Linked DNA regions of Homo sapiens: region 2 is linked to region 1. A link is a contact called in ENCODE Hi-C or POLR2A ChIA-PET data. All regions are on one chromosome and are shown on one strand. The core of a region is the stretch at or near the end of the contact, and the rest is flanking DNA. Distances in the headings are between cores, read along the strand shown. Region 1 has its middle 48 kb from the start of PTGIS. Region 2 has its middle 34 kb from the start of B4GALT5.

What was found. A loop is a pair of places that touch in the nucleus more often than their neighbours do. ChIA-PET counts read pairs that join two places held with the same protein, here RNA polymerase II (POLR2A). Pooled maps may share reads with other maps.
Region 2: a loop to region 1 is called in a map of Right ventricle myocardium inferior, with 6 times the contacts of the local background. The contact joins two enhancer-like sites. A Hi-C loop is called at or near these places in 2 of 168 maps with a recorded cell type or tissue (OCI-LY7 and Right ventricle myocardium inferior), 17 of 37 single-sample maps with no recorded cell type and 11 of 50 pooled maps. POLR2A ChIA-PET finds 5 or more read pairs at or near these places in 2 of 52 experiments (OCI-LY7 and activated CD8-positive, alpha-beta T cell).

What each region holds. Positions count from the first base shown.
Region 1 is chr20:49,614,233-49,617,177 of GRCh38, forward strand. No RefSeq gene overlaps it. Among named protein-coding and RNA genes, the nearest start is that of PTGIS, 48 kb to the left of the region's middle. Within about 2 kb of position 1,564, at least 10 of the 41 ENCODE cell types and tissues checked have a DNase peak (open chromatin) inside an H3K27ac peak, as active enhancers do.
Region 2 is chr20:49,746,749-49,749,693 of GRCh38, forward strand. No RefSeq gene overlaps it. Among named protein-coding and RNA genes, the nearest start is that of B4GALT5, 34 kb to the left of the region's middle. Within about 2 kb of position 1,408, at least 25 of the 41 ENCODE cell types and tissues checked have a DNase peak (open chromatin) inside an H3K27ac peak, as active enhancers do.

The sequences.
Region 1 (2,945 bases), core at 314-2,813:
GAAGATCGAGACCATCCTGGCTAACACGGTGAAACCCCGTGTCTACTAAAAATACAATAAAAATTAGCCAGGCGTGGTGGCGGGCGCCTGTAGTCCCAGCTACTCGGGAGGCTGAGGCAGGAGAATGGTGTGAACCTGGGAGGCAGAGCTTGCAGTGAGCCGAGATTGCGCCACTGTACTCCAGCCTGGGTGACTGAGCGAGATTCCATCTCAAAACAAACAAACAAACAAACAAACAAACAAACAAAAAATTCGGCAGCAGTGGCAATGGCCTCAGGGACTCTGAGAGCTACTAACACAGCCACCTGGACCCACATAGGAAAAGCAAGCATTCTGAGATCGGAAGTATGAACTTTGGCCTGGGACAATAGGGAGCCACTGAAGGTTTGGTAGTCAAGGGTCAGCCCCTCTTACCCTGAGAGTTGATATAACTAGGATACTCCACAGCTTCATCCCCAGCACCTACCTCGGGGCCTGCAACATAGTAGGTGCTCAGGGAAATGATTTTAAATGAAGAAATGCATTAATGGGTGAATGAGAAACTGGCTACTAAAAGCTGGCCTTATTTTGCCCTTCACCCACATAGCACTGGGTACCTCCAGGGACTTAGATACAGAGGGACCAGCAAAGGTAAATGTCCGGAGTGGGAACAAGCTCAGGGAGACAGAGGAGCAGTGAGGAGGCCAGAGAGGCTGGAGTAGAGAAAACAAAGGGAGAACGGGGAGGGGAGGCCCCGCGGAGGTGAGCCGGCTGGACCTCTCAAGGCCTTGCGAGTAGGGAATAGCGCTTTCTTCCAAGTGCAGTGGGAGCCTCCAGAGGGTTTGGTGGTTGTGTGTGTGTGTGTGTGTGTGGGGGGGGGGGGGTTTGTTTGATTGGTTTGTTGTTGTTGTTGTTATTGTTGTTGTTGTCGTCATTGTTTTTCAGACGAGGTGTTGCTCTGTCACCCAGGCTGGAGAGCAGTGGTGCAATCTCAGCTCACTGCAGCCTCGACCTCACAGGCTCAAGCGATCCTCCTACCTCAGCCTCCAGAGTAGCTGGGACTACAGGCACGCACCACCATGCCTGGCTATTTTTTTTATTTTTTGTGGAGACAGGGTCTCGCCATGTTGCCAGGGCTGGTCTCAAACTCCTGGACTCAAGCGATCCTCCCGCCTTGGCCTCCCAAAGTGCTTGGATTACAGGCATGAGACACCATGCCCAGACAGTTGCATTTTAAATCCTCCTATCAAAGAGCATAGGCATTATTATCCCCATTTCACGGATGAGGAAACTGATGCTCAGAGATTGAATGATTTACCTAAGGTCACACAGCTACGTAGAGACAGTGCCAGGATTCAGCCTCAGCCCATTGGGCTGTGGGATCTGCAGGGCTGGAGGGGATAGAACAATGCCAGCTGGAGCCAGCACTGCTCCCCATCTGCTAAGCTCTGCCCTACGACCTCTAGGTGACACTGGGTGTTGGCAGGCATGAAGGACCTACACCGTGGGACTGTGGGGAACACGACCAGGCCCTGATCAGTAGGTCTGCTGAGTCACCAGGCCTGGCCCAGAGCTAACCTCCGGCAGCCAGGAGCCGCCCCAGGGTCCGTCCTTGGTGCCCTGCCCAGCAGCTGCCAAGCACAGCCACTGCCACATGAGCTGGATGTCCTGCAGAAGCCAGAGTGACAAACTACCCCCAAATCTGCCCTCCTCCCTGTGCTGTGTGGCCTCTGGCAAGTCCCCTGCCCTCCCTGGCCTGCGGTGCACCTGCTGTCTCGTGCAAGCCCCAGGCCGCAGTGCCCCTCCCTTTGTGCTGGGTAGAATCCTGGCCAATTGCTGATACCGAGTTTAGACCGGAGGGCAGAAAGGCGGGACAGGTAAGTGCAGACAGTGGGGAAGGCTGTGGGCCCCACAGGACTAGACTCTTGTGGGTGTGGCGGAGGACAAGGCTGCCCATCAGAGCCCCAGGGGCCCAGGCTCCACCCAGGTAACAGGACACAAGAAGAGAGAGCCTCCTAAGCAGAACTCGGTTTCTATAAGCAAGACAGATAGATAGGGCAAGCCAGCTAGCATTTATTGAGCACTTAATATGTGCTAGGCATTCTACAGCTATTCTCTTACTTAATCTTCTCAATAGCGGGTGATGATCATGATGCATGGTGATTCCTGTTTTGCAGATGAGGAAACTAAGACCTAAAGAGGTAAAGTCCTTGCTCAAGGTCCCCAAGCCAGGAAGTGGCAGAGCCAGGGTGAAATCCAAGTCCTTGTCATTCCAGAGCCTCTGCCTGGACCTGGAAGCCCCTCAGACTCTAAAGCTCTAATCCCCCCCCAACCCCCCCAGCAAAGTGCAGCATTCAGGACTGAGCCTCAAGGGACCAGCCAGGTCTGATTGTGAACCTCAGAGCAAGGCAGGATTGTCAGTGCAGTAACGTGAGACTGGTGGGGCCTGATGGCCTCCTTGGGGACAGCCTGGGACAATCGCAAACAGAAGCTGGCTCTGTGCTGGAGCTTGCCCTGTCCTGGGGACCTCTCCCACCCAGGACGAGCTCACCTCAACATGTAAGTCACCTGGGACCCGAGGAGCCCATTCTAGGGATGTAAAACCTGAGGCCCAGAATGTCCCTCTAACGTGCCCAAGGTCACACAGAGAGTGAGCACACAATTGGTACTACTGGAACCCAGTTGCCTGTCTTGTGCAGCCTCAGTTTCTTTTCCTCCCGGGATCTCCTGTGTTAAAAAAAAAAACATACAACGTGGCCGGGCGCAGTGGCTCATGCCTGTAACCCCAGCACTTAGGGAGGCCGAGGTGGGCAGATCACCTGAGGTCAGGAGTTCAAGACCAGCCTGGCCAACACAGCGAAACCCTGTCTCTACTAAAAATACAAAAATTACCTGGGTGTGGTGGTGCCTGCCTATAGTCCCAGCTACTTGGGAGGCTGAGGCAGGAGAATCACTTGAACCTGGGA
Region 2 (2,945 bases), core at 158-2,657, 130 kb after region 1:
TGAGATTACGAGCATACACCACCATACTCAGCTAATATTTGTATTTTTATTAGTGACGGGGTTTCACCATGTTTGTGAACAGGCTGGTCTCGAATTCCTGACCTCAAGTGATCTGCTTGCCTTGGCCTCCCAAAGTGCTGGGATTACAGGTGTGAGCCACCACTCCTGGCCCAATAACAATAGTTCTTATTTTAGTAATAATAATAATTGCTTCTACTTACTGAGCCCTTATTGCCTGAGCCGAAGCATTGCTCTAAGCCCTTTACTTGTATTAAATGATGTAATTATTTTTACGAGCTGGGCACAATGGCTCATGCCTGTAGTCCCAGCTACTAGGGAGGCTGAGGTGGGAAGATTTCTTGAGCCCAGAACTTGGAGGCTGCAGTGAGCTATAAGCTATGATCATGCCACCATACTCCAGCCTGGGCAACAGAACAAGACCTTGTCTCTCTTTTATTTTTTTCTCTTTTGAGACAGGGTCTCACTCTGTCACCCAAACTGGAGTGCAGTGGGGCGATCTTGGCTCACTGCAACCTCTGCCTCCTGGGCTCGAGGGATCCTCCCACCTTAGCCTTCCAAGTAGCTGGGACCACAGGCACACACCATCATGCCCAGCTAATTTTTGTATTTAGCCATGAGCCTCCATGCCCGGCAAGACCTTGTCTCTTAAAAAAAATTTATTATGTTGAATAAGAGAGGTTTTATTATTATTTCCATAGTACAGATGCAGAATCTGAGCCTCAGTTTTAGAAATTTGCCCAAAATTACATAACCAGTAAATGACAGAGCTGAGATGTGAACTCAAACATCCACTTCTTGAGTCTGAATATCCATTTTCTGTTTTCCTAGCTCTTACCAAGCTAGCCTGCTGAGGGACTATGCTAGTGTCCACACAGGCATGGGTCCTTCACCCACAGAGCCGCACTGCCACCCCAGGGATCACTTTCCAGGTTTGAGGCCCTGGGCCCCTGGATCTAGGGTAAGACATGCATCCCTGGAGCCTTGGAACTGGGCAGAGCTGAAGTTTCGGTCCATCTTGGAAGCACTAAACTACAGACATGCCCTGTGTCTTGTCCCATCCCCCTATTATTAAGTCCTGAGTCTTCCTCCCTGGCTGGTGATGTGCTGAGAGTGATAAGAAGATAACAGCAAGACAGACAGAGTGAGAGCGACAGGCTGACTTACGTAACCTGGTGGAAAGTGATACAGGCAGATTCGCTGATGGGAAACAAACAGAAAGGGAGTCAGGCAGAGCTTCCTGGAATCCAGGTCTAGGAGCTGCCAAAAACAGGCCTCCTCTCTTAGGAACAATTGAATGTCACTGCAGTAACCGAACACTGCTGGCCAGAGAGGCCTCCTGCCCACAGCCTCACAGAGCGGCCTGTGTGAGCCAGGACAGGCTCCAGAGGAAAAAAGGGCCTGGCAAGGTGCCCTGTGAGGCTATCTGAGGAGACATTGCAGTTCCTCACCCTGGATGGGCCTCCACCAGCACAGGGCTGCGAGTTGAAGGCCAGGGAATTCCCAGGGCGAGTCCCAGGCACAGAGGCTGTGAGCTAGGAGGGCTCTAACCTGGGGTTAAGCCCTGAACTCAGAAGCCGGGCTCCTAGGCTCTTATCCTAGCTTTTTTCTGCTGTGTGACCCTGGGCATGGCATAACCTCTCTGAGACCTCTCTCTCTCAGTCTTCTCATTGGTAGAAAGGGAATAAATATGTGATAGTAGATAAAAATAGGACTCGTAGAAAGGGGATAAAAATGTTATAAGAATCAAATAAGCCAGGGGCTTGACAAACCTTTTAGGTAAATAGCCATATAATATAGATTTTAGGCTTTGTCGGCAGTACAGTCTCTGCCACAACTATTCAACTCTGCTGTTGTACAGCACACAAAAACAACAACAACAAAAAACCAAATGACTATGCCCACGTGCCAATAAAACTTTATTTCTGGGTACTGAAACTTGAATTTTACATAATTTTCATGTGTCACAAAATATTCTTTTTTTTTTTAAATTTGTATTTATTTACTTGTTTTTATTTATTTGTTTATTTGAGATAGAGTCTCGCTCTGTTGCCTAGGCTGGAGTGCAGTGGCACATTCTTGGTTCACTGCAACCTCTGCTTCCTGGGTTCAAGTGATTCTTCTGCCTCAGCCTCCCCAGTAGCTGGGATTACAGGTGTGCACCGCCATGCCCGGCTAATTTTTATATTTTTAATAGAGACAGGGTCTCGCTATGTTAGCCAGGCGGGTCTCGAACTCCTGGTCTCAAGTGATCTGCTCACCTCAGCCTCCCAGAGGGTTGGGATTACAGGTGTGAGCCACTGCGCCTGGCCTCCAGCCATCATATTTTATCTAATGTTCCATTCGGAGACATGTAGATTGTCTCTAGTTTTTCTTTCTTTCTTTTTTTTCTTCTTTTTTTTTTTTTTTTTTTTTTTTTTGAGACGGAGTCTCCCTCTGTCGCCCAGGCTGGAGTGCAGTGGCGCCATCTCAGCTCACTGCAAGCTCCACCTCCCGGGTTCACGCCATTCTCCTGCCTCAGCCTCCCGAGTAGCTGGGACTACAGGTGCCCGCCACCACACCCAGCTAATTTTTTTGTGTGTGTTTTTAGTAGAGATGGGGTTTCACCATGTTAGCTAGGATGGTCTCAATCTCCTGACCTCGTGATCCACCTGCCTCGGCCTCCCAAAGTGCTGGGATTACAGGCGTGAGCCACTGCGCCCGGCCCTAGTTTTGCATGCTCAGGGCTGTGAAACACATCCTCAGCTATTCTTGTCTGCTTGTTTCTTAAACACCTAGACCTGGAATTTGCAGGGGGAAAAGCATAAACCTGGGGCCTCCAATGCATGTTACTTAGGCAGGTGGTTGTGCATTGGATTGCTCTTGTTCCTGGGCAGGACAGATAGTGGCTAAAAGCCAGGCTTTGAAGTCCTGTAGAGCAGAGTTCA